2 separate regions of the Homo sapiens genome follow, and region 2 is linked to region 1. A link is a loop called in an ENCODE intact Hi-C map of the cell type or tissue named here. Cell type or tissue: Caco-2. All regions are shown on one strand. Links, peaks and the distances in the headings refer to the core of each region. The heading gives the core; the rest is flanking DNA. Region 1 has its middle 95 kb from the start of RPS6KA3. Region 2 has its middle 210 kb from the start of RPS6KA3.

Evidence for each region. A loop is a pair of places that touch in the nucleus more often than their neighbours do. Peaks named below come from ENCODE experiments on the same cell type or tissue, not always from the same donor. Only the 100,000 strongest peaks of a DNase experiment are listed, where the experiment ranks them.
Region 2: it touches region 1 in a loop (7-fold over the local background); 2 of 110 quality-filtered maps call a loop at or near these places.

Annotation. Positions count from the first base shown.
Region 1 is chrX:20,357,801-20,366,142 of GRCh38, reverse strand. No RefSeq gene overlaps it. Among named protein-coding and RNA genes, the nearest start is that of RPS6KA3, 95 kb to the right of the region's middle. In Caco-2, for the core only: no CTCF peak of the experiment used is centred there; DNase peaks (open chromatin) are centred at 3,322, 3,642 and 4,142; H3K4me3 peaks cover 1,705 bases.
Region 2 is chrX:20,473,521-20,481,862 of GRCh38, reverse strand. No RefSeq gene overlaps it. Among named protein-coding and RNA genes, the nearest start is that of RPS6KA3, 210 kb to the right of the region's middle. In Caco-2, for the core only: no CTCF peak of the experiment used is centred there; DNase peaks (open chromatin) are centred at 3,542 and 3,822.

The DNA of each region.
Region 1 (8,342 bases), core at 198-8,197:
CTGCAGCTTCACTCCTGAGCCAGCGAGACCACGAACCCACCAGAAGGAAGAAACTCCGAACACATCTGAACATCAGAAGGGACAGACTCCAGACGTGCCACCTTAAGAGCTGTAACACTCACCGTGAGGGTCCGCGGCTTCATTCTTGAAGTCAGTGAGACCAAGAAGCCACCAATTCCGGACACACTATTACTTACAATAATATGTAAGACAGACAAAGCCCCTGCTCTTGTGGAGCTTACATAAATATATAATTGACTGTCTAGGAGGGAAGAGGCTATGAAGAGAAGTAAATAAGAGTAAGTGGATAGGGAGGAACTTTACCTAGGGCGGTCAGGGGATGCTATGCTGAGCAGAGACCTGGATGGAGTAAGAGAATAAAAGCCATGCACATATCAGGGACAAGAGCATTACAGGCAGAGGGAAAAGCCAAAGAAGAGGCTCTGAGATGGCAAAGATGTCTGAAGTGTTTGAGGAGCAGTCAACAAGAAGGCCGCTGGGGCTGGAAGTCAGTGAGCAGGCCAAGTGGTAGGAAACGAAGTGAGAGAGGTACACAGGGCAAGGGACATCTGTGGGCCACTGTAAAGAGGCAGAAAAGAGACCTTATCTTACTTGTAAGGTAGAAGAGTCACTGTGTTCTGCAGGGCAGAGAAGAGATGAAGAGAAGCATGAAAGAAGGCAGGGAGATTCATTGGAAGGGTACTGCAGTGTCCAGGCAAGACATAATAGCTGCATATACTAGGTCATCAAGGTCTATATATTCTTCTCTTTTAGAACATCGTTTGTTTTGTTATTGCTGCTGCTGCTGCTGTTGTTGTTGTTGTCGTTTTAACCTTTAGAACTTTAGCAGAATTTATTTTGAGATATGATGTCATTTTAACTTTTTTCCATATGAAGAGCCAATTGTCCCAACACCACTCTTTGAATATAGTCGTTCTTTTCCCAATCGAATTGTGAAACAAGTCATGTTATATATCAATGGCTCTCTTTTAAGGGGACTCTCTATTCTGGTTCATAGAATAGTTTTTCTATTTCTGTGTGAATGCCATCTTTTCAAATTGCTGTAATCTTGCACTATGTCTTGATATCGAGTAGAAGGGGTCTCACTCCACTATCCCACCACGTTTTGCTCCTCTCTTTCAAAATTGTTAAAAGATTTTTGTGTACTTCATTGTTTCATATTAACTTTAGGGTCAATTTGCTTTTGAGTTTCCCCAAAATCCTGTAGATGTATTGTGTTTTAACTACACTTAATTTAACTTACCCTAGGGGGAACTGACATCTAGAAAGTATTAAGTCTCCCAAGTGTAGACGGAACCAGCTTTCCATTGATCAGGTTCTTCAATAAAGTTTGAAACTTTTCTCCTTATAATCTTTTCAGGAACTTTATAATTTATATTGTTATTACAAACATCTTTTTTCCTATTGGGTTTCTTATTGGTTACTACTAATGACAAAGAACTATATTTTTAGTATCAAAAAATCCTTATCAAGTATAAAATGGCAAACAAATAGAAAAATAGTGGTCAAAGGACATGAACAAACAATTTTCAGGAGAAACAAAAATAACCAATTAACACATTGAATTTTTTAGCTTAATTAACAATCAAAGAAATGCAAACAGCTCTGAGATAATCATTTTACACCTGCCAAAGTAAAAAAGTTTGTTTTTAAATTCTTTTTATATTTATTTATTTATTTATTTATTTATTTATTTATTTATTTATTTTTGAGACGGGCGTCTCACTCTGTTGCCCCATCTGGAATGCAGTGATGTGATCATGGCTCACTGTAGCCTCGACTTCCTGGGCTCAAGAGATCCTCCCACCTCAGCCTCCTGCGTAGCTGGGACTACAGGCACACACCACCATGTCTAGCCTGTTTTTAAATTCTTGTGCTGACTTCGTTTTAAGGATAATAGTAGCAGGCATCTTAATGTCCACTTGGCAGGAGTGTAATTGGTATAACTTTGAGAAAAAGGAATGTAAGAAAATGTTCTAAGAACTTTAAAAACTGTTTATGCCCAATCCTAGGGATTCCAGCCTGAGGAAAAAAATGTAAGATTGTCATAGTGAATGTTCACCCAAGAGTCATTTCTGATAACAAAAACTTGACAGAATCTAAATGTTTGACACCGGGCGAACACTTAAAGAAAGTGTGGTACAGGCCATGTGATGAAATGATCTAGCCATCATAATAACCATGTCTGAAAATTTTTGAATGGCTGAGAAAATGTGCAGGAAGAAACATCAAATGAGAAGGATCTATAGGCATATATAATTAGATTAGAGAAAATACATCATAATATAATCATATTCATCTCTGACAGTGGACTACCAGTAATTTCCATATTTTCATTATGGTTATATTTCCTAAATTTTTTACAATAACCATGTATTATCAGGACATGAAAATATTAAATAGATAAATGATCAAAACTGCTGTAAGAAACTAAAAGTGTGAAAGGATCTATCAGTTAACTTTTCAATGTTTGGTTTATTATATGTAATAACAGATACACACTACCTGTGGGCAGGCTATTATCTGCTTGAAAAGTGTGAAATGTTGGTTGTAACAATTTAGCTCCTACCAAGAAGGAGCCCACAAGATAGTCTTAAGATCCCTGATTAAAGCAAATGCAGTGGTAAGATGTGAGAGCTAAACAGTGTCAGGAACAGGGCGTTTGTCTAGGTATCTTAAAATGCATAGGATTTCTTTAAACCGGCAACTCTTCATAGTTCTAAATTACATATATTGTTCGTTCTTTCACTCAATAAATATTTCCATGCATATTTGGATCTAGACTTTAACGCAATGTTGACATTTTAAGGGAGATGAGCGTGTTGTTATTTTGGCAAAAACAAACACGTTATTTCAAAGGTTTATGCTGTTAGTTGGTCCGGTGTCCAAGTCCAGCACACCCGCGAATATAATCACACCCACAACCTTGCTGGGTGCTGTAATCCACTCCTCTCGCTCTCGCAGCCAGGAAAGATTTCAGAGTATCCTCTTACACTTACGTGTAACTGCCTACCGAGATATTTTTATCGTATCCTCAAAACCACTCATCTCCTTTTCATTTGCCTTTTATACTTACAATAACTTCAACTCTTTCCTCTTTCTGAAAACAAGGAAGTTCTCTTGATATTTATGTATTTATTTTGCTAGGAAACAAATTGGAATGGAGCCCATATTTCTATTCAGTGTCAATAGAGCTCATAAAGAGACCAGTTTCCCCCTCAGTTTAGGCCTCTTGGTCAAATTTACTCAGCTTGCCAGTCAGCAATTCATCCCACTCACAAGCCCTGGGCTTCTCTAGAGAATAAATAACCTAGGCCTGGAGCTCTGTGACTAATCATGTTTGCCCAGCCCTCACCATTCCTTCATTAAACGGCTTTTAGAATTCAGCTTCCTCCGTCCACCAGTGAGTAACAAATGCAGAGACTCTCCGGCCCAAACTCCATTCTAACATGGCAGCTTCCTCTTCACTCATTCCCAGCAGCATGCGTGTGGGTGTACATATTGTTAACGTGCTGTGTGTTCCTGCTCAGCATTTGCTCAGCTATACAGACACCCTCACCCTCGTATCTGCCCCCATCGGTCCTGTCTGCATTTAGAGGCCAGCCCTCAGTCAACAAGTGCACAGCAAACAGCGCTAGGAGGGATTTTTATGCCCACACAACAATGATGAAACTGCGCGTATGAGGCACCTAGGACAATCAGATTCATAAGGGAAGAAAGTAGAAGAGTGGTTGCCAGAACCTGGGGGAAGCAGGGAAGCGGGGAAGTGGGAGTTGGTGTTTAATGGGTACAGAGTTTCTGTTTGGGAAGGTGACAAAGCTCTCTCTGGAGATAGATGCACAGTGGTGGGTGCACATGAGTGGGAATGTATTTAACTGTATTTGAGTGTGCGCTGGACTGAACACTCAAACATGTAAATGGTAAATTTTATGTTATGCATATTTTATAACAATTTTTAAAAACCCAAATAGATAGAAAGAAAAAATGACAAGGAAAAAGCAGCCCTGTTTCTCTTGCGTAATCCAAGTCCCTTTTATCTAGATGCTGCCTCTTAACATTCCAGATGGGTGAGCTCTTAGATTTTCAGAGTTCCACACCGGGTCAACTGGTGAAAGGGAGCTGGGAAGAACGGGAGAGAAAGGAGACTCAGATGCAGCAGTGCCCATGAGAGCTTGCAGAGAAACTGCATAGAGAAAGCACCAGGCTTCAAAATCCTTGCAGGCTTTTTTTTTTTTTTTTTTTTTTTGCCCCTGGCTTCAGAAGTCCTTGCAAGGCACTTGTTTCTGGACTTTGCCTTGTTTTGGGGTGAGCAGCTTCCTCCCCAACTCCAACCAAGTTGATTCTTGTTATTTGCCCAGCAGCTTCACACACTGCCACCCTGGATAAAAGACAGTTTCTCCCTCTCCCCAACCCTGTCCAGCCCATTGAGACTCCGCCCCAGCTGTGCCTGCCCCTAGCCCAAATATCAGGGAAGACAGATGAGACTGGACAAGTAAATGGCAGCAAGCATCCAACTCTGCATTTTTCTGAGCTTTCTCCCCAATTCCTAAGTAAAATTCCTAAAGTAAAAATGGAATTTTTGCTGGAACAATTTTTAAGTCTAGCAAATCTGCCACATTCCTTAAACGACAGCTGCGGTAAGTGCAGCTACCGGGCTGTTGTGCAACATTCAGCCAATATTGGCACAACCGAGCACATGGATAAAACATGACATGCTTTCTCTGTTTTCCATGTTTTGCCACAAAAATTCTGTTCACAAAAGTCTGTGAGTCTTCAATGTCTGTCATTTCTGTGGGCTCATCTGGAAATTTAGAAAGTGCCCTTTCAGTTAAAATTCCTCCCCTGTCAAGTGATAGCGGTCTCCCCCTTGCCTTAGATAACACATTCCTTTCTCACCTGAACAAATGTTTACTTGCATATACTAAAGCAGCTACAACTACTATTTTTGTTTGGCATTTTCAGGGGATAATATGTAAGGTTGAGGATTTTTTTTAAATCCCGCTTTCCGAGATAACAAAGACCCACTAATCTGCAAAGATCAAATTCTTCCGCTCAATTAACATTTTACAACCTCCCTACTCTGTGGAAACAATTCTAAACAATTTGTACTGGTAACAATTCTAAACAATTTGCAATCTGTTTGAGTAGAAATCGGTAGAAATTAACAGCAAGGTGTTACTTGAAGTGAACTAAAACAACAAAATTTGAATCTCAAATTATAATTTATGCTTTACAGGTCTGACATATCAAAAAGGGAAGGAAAAATTCAGAAAACTACTCATAATGCCACAAGAGTGTCTCTAATTTAATTGCGCTATCCTCAGCAATAGGAAAAACAAAAATTTTCGTTTCTAGGAAATGGATTTTTAAAATATTCAGAGTACCTCCTGCCTTCTTGGAAAAAAAAATTCATTATTCTTTTAGTTAAAGGATTCTAACAAATTGAAAAGAAAACTAGTAAAGAGAGTTGAAAAGCTTTGTCAGATTAAAAACAAAATATCTACTATGCCAAGCCAAAATATTTTTCCAAAGCCAGGTTCTAAGACGTGAATTACATCTTTCAAGACCCCAAAGGATCATTCCAGATTGGATTTCATAAAAATAAGTACAATTTTGACCAAGAAAGTTTATTCAACAATAATATTGCCAAACCCTAACCAATGACCATTCACTATAACAAAATTTTAACACAATATATTAATGCTTTCAGTGAGCTATGATCACACCACTGCACTTCAGCCTAGGTGACAGAGTGAGACCCTGTCTCAAAATAACAATAATAGTACTGCTTAAACAGGCCTCGCAAAGTCCATATACAGTAGGTGATAAGTATAAAACAATACAGAAGCAGCTTGCTTAAATACAATAATGTATTCCTGCAAAGATGAAGGTAATTTAGATTTTTGTACCATTAAATCATATTTTTAAGACCAAGAAATTCTCCATCTAAAAGAACACTGTGGTAAGCTTATTAAATAAAGTGTCATAAAAATAAAATCATCACCTCCTAACTTATGTGCTTTTTTTCACACATCATTTCAGACATCAGGCTTTCCTAAATGGCAGATTCCCAAATAATACAACCTTTAGACTTTAACATGGCCCCCTATGAAAGAGTTCATGTCCCCCTTGAACACCTGACTAGTAATGATGTAAAACATCCACACTGTGGAGAATCACACTTATATAGGCAACTTTATGTGGTCCAGTAGTTTTCAAAAGTAGGATTGAAACAAAAGATTGACAATAACCTAAATGGCCAGGAATGGGGGAACCAGTTACAAAACCTATGGTGTTTCCCTACACTGGAATCCTGTGCAGCTGTAAAAAAAAAAAAAAAAAAAAAAAAAAAAAAAAATACATGAGGGTGCTCTCTATGTATATATGTGGTAAGTCCTCCAAAATATAATGTAAGGGGAAGGGGAAGCAAGGTGCAGAACACGGGGTATAAAAATCTATCATTTGTGTAAAGGGGATGGGGAAAATAATATAAATCTGTATCTATTTGTCTATGCATTTTTGAAATCCCTGGAACGATATATTAGCAATTAACAACTGCAGTGACCTATGCAGGGAAGTAAATGGGGAGATGATAGAGGAATGGGTTAGGAGAGAGATTTTCCACCACATCTTATTTTCTACTTTTTGATTTTTGAACCATGTAAATGTATTACTATTTGAAAAAAATAATAATTTTATAAAAACTCCAGGTCAGATCAAGCCATCATGAGTCATATATTTTCGACATACTCATTACATCCTTGGGAGCCTATGTTTAGCTTCCCCGACATTAGAGCCATCCGCTTTGCCTAGAAGCAGAGCCTGAGACTGGGATTTGGATGCTTGTAACTGACTGAACGAATGCGCTCAGGAGAAACCTGTTCTGGAGTTATGGAGTGGAGGAAGCAGAATAGAGCAGGGAAAGCGTCAAGCAAGGATACAGTCTTAGATAAAGTCCAGCCTTGGGCGGAACCACACAGGGGCTTAGGATCACCACAAACTCTCTCCTCAAGACTAAAAGGCCAGCTTTACATACCCCAATGTCAGACTCTAGGCCCCAGAGTAGGGGGAAGTGGGCTTTAACTTCTCAGATTCTGTAGCTCCTGTTCAGCTAGGGGGAAGTATCCTGAGACGGGGGGCAGCTATGAACGGTTAGCAACCGTGATGGTTAAGTTTATGTGTCAACTTGATGGGGCCAGGGATGCCCAGATATCTGGTTAAGCATTATTTCTGGGTGTGTCTGTGGGGGTGTTTCCAGAAGAAATTAGTATTTGACTAGTAAAGTAAGTAAAGCAGATGGCCCTACCCAATGTGGGTGGCCATCACCCAATCCACTGAGGGCCTGAATAGAACAAAAGGGTGGAGGAAGGTTAATTTCACTCTTTGCCTGTTGGCTTGCACTGAAACATCAATCTTCTCCTGCCCTCAGCACTCCCAGTTCTTAGGCCGTTAGACTCAGACTGAAGTCTACACCATTGGCTCTCTGGCTGTCAAGGCTTCAAACCTCACTGACTTTCCTGGGTCTCTACAAAAGGCAGATCATGGGACCTCTCAGCCCCCATAATTGTATGAGTCAATTCCTTATAATAAATTTCTATTTCTCTAAAGAACCTTGACTAATATAGCTGTATCAGTTCATTTTCATGCTGCTGATAAAGACATACTCAAGACTGGGTAATTTATAAGGAAAAAGAAGTTTAATGGACACACAGTTCCACGTGGCTAGGGAGGCTTCACAATCATGGTGGAAGGCCAAAGGCACATCTTACATGGCAGCAGACTAGAGAGAATGAGAGCCAAGAGGAAGGGGTTTCCCCTTACAAAGCGATCAGATCTCATGAGGCGTATTCACTACCACGAGAATAGTATGGGGGAAACTGCCCCCATGATTCAATTATCTCCCACAAGTTTCCTCCCATAACACGTGGGAATTATGGGAGCTACAATTCAAGATAAGATTTGGGTAGGGATGCAGCCAAACCATATTAACAGCCAACCAGTATTCACAGCAGCCAGGGAATGGATGCACAGCCTGGGGTATTTGGGTAGGGTACCAGCAGCATCCACTGCACCAGGGGTCCTCAACCTTCGGTGCATATCATAATCACATGGAGAGCTTCTTAAGACAATTCACTGGGCACCTGCCCCAGAGTTTCTGATTCAGTAAGTGGAAGAGGGGAGGGGAAGAGAAATGGAGGGGCTTGATAATTTGCATTTCTAGCAAGTTCCCAGATGATGCTATGCTGCTGGTCCTGGGATCGACCATACTTTGAGAACCACCGTCCTACATCGTCTTTGCCTCTTGCTTCTCCTTTACCTCT
Region 2 (8,342 bases), core at 73-8,072, 120 kb before region 1:
ATCACAGGGTCATGGGCTGGGAACCTGAAACAAGTGAAGACACTGGAGACAACTGTAATTATTCACAGCTCTGCTGGTCAGAATTTTTGGATGTACTCACGGGACAATTGTGCAATGAGGGCTTCCATGGATATATTTAAGTAAATGATATAAGCTTAGGGCAAAACTAGAACAAAAGACTATTGCAACACTGCTGTTTTGAGTGACCACCAGTAGGCTTACCTGGACTGCTAATATCTTTCACAGGGACCTAGAGTAGTTTTTTTTTTTTTTTTTTAATCACATAAGACTCTCAATAAGTGTTTCCAATGTTTCCCTGCCTCACCCCACATAACATGTTATATCTCAGATCTTCTGTTTTTATTCTTGTTTGAGTGCTGTTGTATCTGTTCAAGTTCACCCACCCACCTAGAAGAACCCACCAGGTTCCTCACAACCAGAAGGATCATTCAAAAATGCCAGTAGGACCACAGCATTCCTCTGCTTAAAACCTTTCAATAATTTCCCATTGATCCCAGAGTAAAGTCCAAACCCCCTTAGCTCATGAGCACAGTTTTCTTCTGGACCAAGCCCTTGCTAACCTTTTTTGCTTCTTTATTTGTATGCAACACTCATGCCATATCCAGTTGTAGATATGTCCTGCGATAATTCGCCCATTCACAATTCCTCCCTCTGAAATTCCTCCTTTGCTTCCTTTTCTGCCTGGCTCACGCCTACATAACCTTTAAGACATGGCTCAAGCATCATCTCTTACTGGAAGACCTCCATGACCCTTCCTATCCGCAGACTAAGTAAGGCACCGCCTTTGCGCCACCTGAGCAGCTTCTGCTTACTTTATTCACCTTATGTTGAAGCCACTCTCCCATCATACCACAAGGTCTTTAAGGACCGAGCCTGCTTTTATCAACGTTCACAGCAGCATCTAGCACCCTTCCTCGATCTGAAAGACTACTCAAATTCTTTTGGAAAGTAGATAACGCCATTGAAAATAAAGGTTCTGTATAGCATGGGGGTTTTAATAGCATTTATTGAAGGATAACATATAGAAAAATACTCAAATAAATATGTAACTCAAGAAATAGAACCATATCAGCTCTCCAGAATCCCCCATTATGCCTCCTTTCAGGCCTTACTACCCCAAGATAAGCATTATCCCAACACAATACCATAAATTACTTTTGTCTGTTTTTGAACTTTTAATGAATGAAAGCATATGGTATGTTCTCATTTGTGTCTGGCTTCTTTCGCTCAACATTTTGTTTATGAGAGCCATCTATGTCATTGTGCCTGATTGCAGAGCATTCTCATTTCTTTATAATATTCCATTCTATAAATATACCACAGTATATTTATCCAACCTACTATTGTCAGGCAGTATTTGGATAGCTTCCAGTTTGGGGGTTTTATGAAGAGTGATGTGATCTGTATTGGTGTTTTAACATTCTTTTGTTAGAGTATTTATTTTGTTGGCAAAATCACTTTTCCCAAGGAATGCCTTCAGCTATGTCCTTAATTCCAAACTAATCTGCACATTCTCTTTTATTTGTTGAGTTAATTAGAGCTGGATCAGTGAGGTCAAAAATGGTAGGACAATTATCAAAGAGTTGGTGAGTCAAATCAACCTTTTATGAAAAACGTAGTTTACAAGTTGAAGCAAACAAGCACAATTTTCTACCTCAAACATTCTAACATGCAGCTTCCTGTAATAAACATTCAGTCTCAGGGTTACAAGTCAGCAGTCTTTGGAGTTATTAAGACAGACCTTGCAATATTATAAAAATGCTCTTTGCCCTTTTTAGTAAACAGTCTTAGAAGTTAAACCTTATAATGACAATACATAGAAGTAAAAATTTAGCTTAAATGTTGTGAAAACTGGTATGTAAATATTTGCTAAACTTCTTATCTGTCGAAGCAAAGGGCAATGGTTAGCCGAGTGTTTTACATTGTCAGAAGTGTTCACGCCAACATCTTAAAATTTCTCTCCATGTTTTCTCATAAACTGCTATTTGAAACTTACAGCCTCTGGTTTCAACATCAATGTTGATTGAGGCTGTATCAAAGATGCTCACAAGTTATTTTATTTTCCACAATGGTATGTATATAAATTCATCTGATAAGAATTACTAAAAGTTTCTCTGAATTCAACTGAATTAAGTAATGTTTTAGAAAATGATTAAGAAATAAAGACACCACTTGGTGTTCTGATGGCTTTATCGCATTCCTTCTTTTACAAGTTAATATTTTAGAAGTGTGAACTATGAAAAGGTAGTACGATTAGTAATGATTTGACTGTTAAACTGAGTCAAAGCATGACTGAGATCTTGAGCAAGCACCTAATGCAAAACATAGAAGAAAGGTATAGAAAATAAGAGGAAAATACAAGGAATGTTTCTTTTTGTTGATTTTATAATATTCTGGACATATAGTCCTTTAAAATTTTTCAGGGCCTGCTTTTAAAAAATCAAGTCCAACATTAACTTCAAAGAATCTAGCCACTTCTGTGGAAAACCAGGTCCACTGGTCAGGTCAACTGGGTTAAATAGTGCATAAATAGTCCTTCAAGGCCAGATAAGGAAGATGGTGAATAGATTTGGTAATATTTGCCTTTTAAATGGTTTACATTTTTCAAAGAAATTAGTTTGTCTCCATGTTAGTAATAGTTTTTTTGTTTTAATTTCAATAGCTTTTGAGGTGCAAGGGGGTTTTGGTTACATAGATGCATTGTATAGCGGTGAAGTCTGAGATTTGATTGTACCTGTCACCAGAATAGTGTACATTGTACCCAATATATAGTTTTTATCCCTCGTCCCCCTCCCACCCTTCCCTTCTGAGTCTCCAATGTCCATTATACTACTCTGTATGTCTATGCATACCCAGAGCTTAGCTCCCACCTATAGGTGAGAACATATGGTATTTGACTTATGACTTAGGAATGTTTAACATGTTGAATTAGAGAGGGCAGATAGACAAGCCATCAGTAATAAGCAAAGCAAGAAAATTAGCATATCTGAGAAGCAATGATAGTTGAAACAGGGAAACCTGGAAAATAGGAAGGAACTCTAAGGATAGGAACATATTAAAAGCAAATAAGTAAACATTTCTGTAGTGCATATGTGTGGAGGGGAGGCAGGAAACTATGCCAAGGTACCTGCCCTCAAAAAAAATCTTATGACAAATAGGTGGAGAGCTAGGGGCAAAGATGGAGCTTGTTGTAGGTGGGGTTCTCCGGATGAAGACTGCAAATTCATGTGAAAGTTATTTATTTAGTAGATATTCCCAAGTAGAGAATGGGAAGTGGGACTGGGATGGGAAGGAGGCCAAGCAAGGGTGCAGCATCCAGCAAATCCCCATGGAGGGTAACTTAGGCTCCATGCTGAGGGAGTTCTGGGGACATGTGGAGGTCACATCTCAGAGTTGTTTCCATCATGAGTAAAGGGACTGCAGCGTTTATACTCCTAGGCTGTCAGTCATCAGTCAAGGGCTACCCCTAGAGGCACTTCGAACTCTCTTATTGCACAGGCAAAGCAGGTGCTAGTAGCCTAGGGCAGCCCGCCAGCAAGGATCGGCAGGTGTTGCTGTTGAGAGCGAATGCATGTCATGCAGGAAGCAGGTGTGAGCAAAAATACTAAAGGGATCCAGGGGGATAATGGCAGAGTTCTAACAGCATCTGCAATGGGCTGTAAAGCATCATTATTAAAACTGGGGCAACATCACCAAAATAGATGGAGCAGGCAGGATTGGAGAGTGAGAAATGAGGAAAAGAGCAGATACACTGTGGCTCAGTCCTGGCCTCCTCTGTATGTCACTGGGAGACAGGCCAATCAGAACATTTCCCGGGGTTATGCAACCTGGAGCTGAGCGAGAAAGACTGTTTCCCCTCTGATTGTGGAGTTGTGATATGATAAGCCTGGAGGTTCCAAGGCAGCCACTATGTGGATCATTGAGAGTAGGAAGGAGACACCAGAGAGAATGGCAGGTGAATGACCAAAGTGAACTCTGCGTGCATTCAAGTCCCTAGTTCTAATTATTCCTCCCTTTTACTGTGGTTTAGATTCAGAGGCCAATCGATTCTCCTCTTCACTTTAAATGGTTCGCGAACACCTACTGTATGCCAAACACTGCTCTAGTGCTGGGGCTATGGAACTTAAGAGAAAAGATGAAGCCTTCATGGAACTTCCAGTCTAGTGAGAGAGGCAGCCAATTCACAAATATGGTCATTTGCAATAGGGCTGATAAGGAGGCCTTTCTGCCAAGGGACATTTGAGCAGAGACCTGAATGAAGCAAGGATGCAAGCTAGGCAAGGGTCTGGGCAGGAGCTGAGTTTCTGTCGAGCACAACCTAGAGTCTGGAAAATCACAGAGACTATCTTAAAAACATCATGCTGCATGAGATTGTATCTGAGCAAACTTAACTGTTGCCCCAGTGGTTAAAGGAAGTATTCCTTCTGCATCCAGTCAACAAGATGGCTAAAAGATAGGGCCCTTCCTTTGTACTTTTCCTAACTGGTCAGGTCGAAGGGTTCAAAGAGCTGTCACTGATAAGGCACAACAGAAACGAAGTGTCCTAGGAAAATTTTTCTATGGTAATTTAGATGATAACACTGGAACTTTACTTTCATATTTCAGTCTTTAAGACTGAAATCTGTTTTTTTATGTGCTTACGTACCCTACCACAATGTCAGAGGAGGTGTTCAAGAATTTTGGGTTTTTTTGGCTTTGATTTACGTCAGGTTTATTGAGGCATCCTTTGCAGGCAGTAAATTTCACCCTTTTTAGTTGTACAGCTCTATGAATTTTGACATACACATATAGTTGTATAACCCCCACTACAATCAAGACACAGAACATTTCCATCACCCTAAGGATTATGTCCTTGAGAACAACTTACATCCTTTTTAATTTTCTCTCTTTGCTTAAGATTTGGAGATGCTAAGATACATAGGCATGGAAGATAAAGTTAATGGTTGAAAACTGAAACAATCTTTTCCTGGAAATTTGAGCTGTAGTGGATAGGCAAACTATTATGTGACAATGTCCACAAAACATATGCTTTTATATTAGTTCAGCTGTTCCTTCTAGATACATAAATGGAAAATAGTTAATATTTGAAAATTATAATCCTTATCTAAAAGTCGAACTATACAGATAGACAAATTATATGTTTTAGGAACAATTGAACTGCTTCTTCTTGGTAAGCAACTACTCTTGAGTTCAGGTGGAGTATTCCTTCAGGAATCATCTTGGTTATACTGTATTAAAGATGCTAGCTTTAAGATGAGATGTGGATAACTTTATTCCTTCCATTATCCCCACTCTCTCCTGGAGCTTCCATCAATGACCTTCACTAACTCTCCAGGGATATCTTCACTTCTGTTTTCAAACATGACAGCTCTCTTCTATCTGGGGAAAAAAAAACATTTAATTCTTCTCCTTTAATTCCACCTTGGTTTCCAGTAGATAACATTTGTTGAGTGTCCAACCAATTGCTAATTGCTTTATGGTCATTATCCCACTTTATCCTCACAAACCCCTAGCATGCAGGTAATATTTTACAGAAGAAAAATATAATGGCCACATTCATAAAGTACCACTGCTATGTAATCCAAGAACATTATTCCATTTGATTCTCACAGAAAATCCTTTGTTATCAATGAAGAAACTAAGGCTTAGTAGGGGCAGAAGTGTGTAAGGCATTCCGGGCTCCTGGGGCATCTGCCTCATGTTACCTTCACAGCTTGATTGTTCTTGACCTTGTCCTCAGCTCTGCAGCATAGCTATGTTTCTCCTTCATTCCCTGTGCCTGGTTCTTTTTACTCTAGGTTCTTTTTTCTTACGGGTGGGGAGGGGTACAAATTACAGAAGCCCTCTTAAATTCGTTAAATTTTAAAAAGTAAATTTATTATAAGGGAAGAGGGTTATCTCACAGAACCCATGGTAGAAAGTAATGTTGGCCAGGCGCAGTGGCTCACACCTGTAATCCCTGCACTTTGGGAGGCCGAGGCAGGCGGATCACCCAAGGTTGGGAGTTCAAGACCAGCCTGACCAACATGGAGAAACCCCATCTCTACTAAAAATACAAAATTAGCAGGGCGTGGTGGTGCATGCCTATAATCCCAGCTACTCGGGAGGCTGAGGCAGGAGAATCACTTGAACCCAGGAGGCAGAGTTTGCAGTGAGCCGAGACCATGCCATTGCACTGCAGCCTCGGCAACAAGAGTGAGACTCCATCTCAAAAAAAAAAAAAAAAAAAAAAAAAAAAAAAAAGTAATGTTAGGCTTCTGGTAGGACTGCCACCAGAAATTAGAGAGTGATCAGGAACCAGGGCAACTGGACCTGGCCTCTCCCTTTGGCTATATGTTCTCATTTATTTGAACTCGAAATCCCTTTCACATAGGATTTCTTTACCATCCAGTAACTAATGTTCCTTAGAGCCTTGCTGCACAAAGTGATGGACCAGCAGCATCAGTCCCACCTGGGAGCTTGTTAGAAATGCAGAGTCTCAAGCAACACCCCAGTCCTGCTGATCAGATTTTCCATTTTAACAAGATCTCCAGTTGATTTGTGTGCACATTAGAGTTTTAGAAGTGTGGGTGCTGGCTTAGAGCACAAGTAGGGAAACACAAATCTATTAGACTCTCATGGAGTCAGAAGATTCAGCTAATGCCTTTGTGGTTTTGGAACCCCTGAAAAATAACATCAGCAAACTGGTTATTCAGTAACAAGTAAGTAAGTAATAAGTTTGTTGCTGAATAACCAGTTTGCTGGTGTTCATATTCAGGGGTAACTTGGTAGTTAAAATTTGGGGTACATTCATCAAGAGGCATCTACTACACATGTGAGCTCCATAAAGCAGGGACTTTGTCTTGTTACAGCTGTGCCCCTTGCAACTAGAACAAGGCCTGATATATGGTAGGCATGTGTGTTAGGCCATTGCTATAAAGAAATACCTGAGACCGGGTAGTTTATGAAGAAAAGAGGTTTAATTGGCTCACGGTTCTGCAGGCTGTACAAGCACCATGACACCAGCACCTGCTCAGCTTCTGGGGAGGCCTCAGAGAGTTTTACTCATGGCAGAAGGTGAAGCAGGAACAGGCACATCATAAAGCAAAAGCAGGAACAAGATAGAGAGTGGGGAGGTGGGGTGCCACAAGCTTTAAAATACCGGATTCTTATGTGAACTCAGAGTGAGAGCTCACTCATCACTAAGGGGATAGCGCAAACCATTCATGAGGGACCCACCTCCATGATCCAAACACCTCCCACCAAGCCCCACCTCCAACACTGGGGATTATTAGGTCGGTGCAAAGGTAATTGCTGGTTTTGCCATTACTTTTCATCTCAAATCATGTTGAATTGAGCTTTGGGTGCGGACAAATACCCAAACTATATCAGCACTCAATAGATACTTGTTGAAAAAGAAAACCATAAGAAAAAGAAGAAATGGAGGCAATACAGATAGTCACTCATTACCTCAACATTCTAGAGCACTTGACTTTGCTTCAGTGGAGGACATTGTAAAGATTCCCTGCATCAAAGTTATACTGGTCGGGGTGGACTAACTACTGAACCAAATAGACCTGAAACTGTACAATGACTCAAAAACAGTAGAAGCTTATCTCTTGCTCACTTACCAGTCCTCGGCAGGTACATGGATCAAAAGGATATTCTCCTGCAGGCATTCAGGACCCAGGCTGATGGAAGTGCTACCACCTTCAACACATGGGTTCCAAGTTTCCCTGGGAATCATTGCATTTCAGCCAGCTAGAACAGGAAAGGAGATTGAAGGAGCACATGAGAGGTTTTTATGGCCCAAGCATGAAATAGCAGATGGCACATCCTATGGTAGCCAGCTTTCAAGATGGCCCCAGTGAATCCTGCCTCCTGGTATTCATGATCACATATAGTCCCCCTCCCACAGCAAATGGGGCTGACCTGTATAACAGATAAGATATTGCAGAAATGACAGTGTGTGACTTCCAAGGCTGAGTCTTAGTCTCTTGAATCACTTGCTCTAAGGGAAGCCAGTTGCCATATCATGAGGACATTCAAGCAATCCCATGGAGAGACCCATAAGGCCTCCCACCCACCAACAACCATGTGAGTGGGCCATCTTAGGAGTGGGGCCTTCAGCCTTTAGCAAGTCTGCAGATGACTGTAGTTCCAGCCCACACCTCAACTGCAGCTTTATAAGAGACTCTGAGCCAGACTGACCTAATTAATATGCTCCTGAATGCCTGGCCCTCAAACTATGAGATAATAGATGTTTGTTGCTTTAAACCACCAAGTTTCAGGGTAATCAGTTATGCAGCAATAGATAATTCACAGATTTCCACCCATTTCAT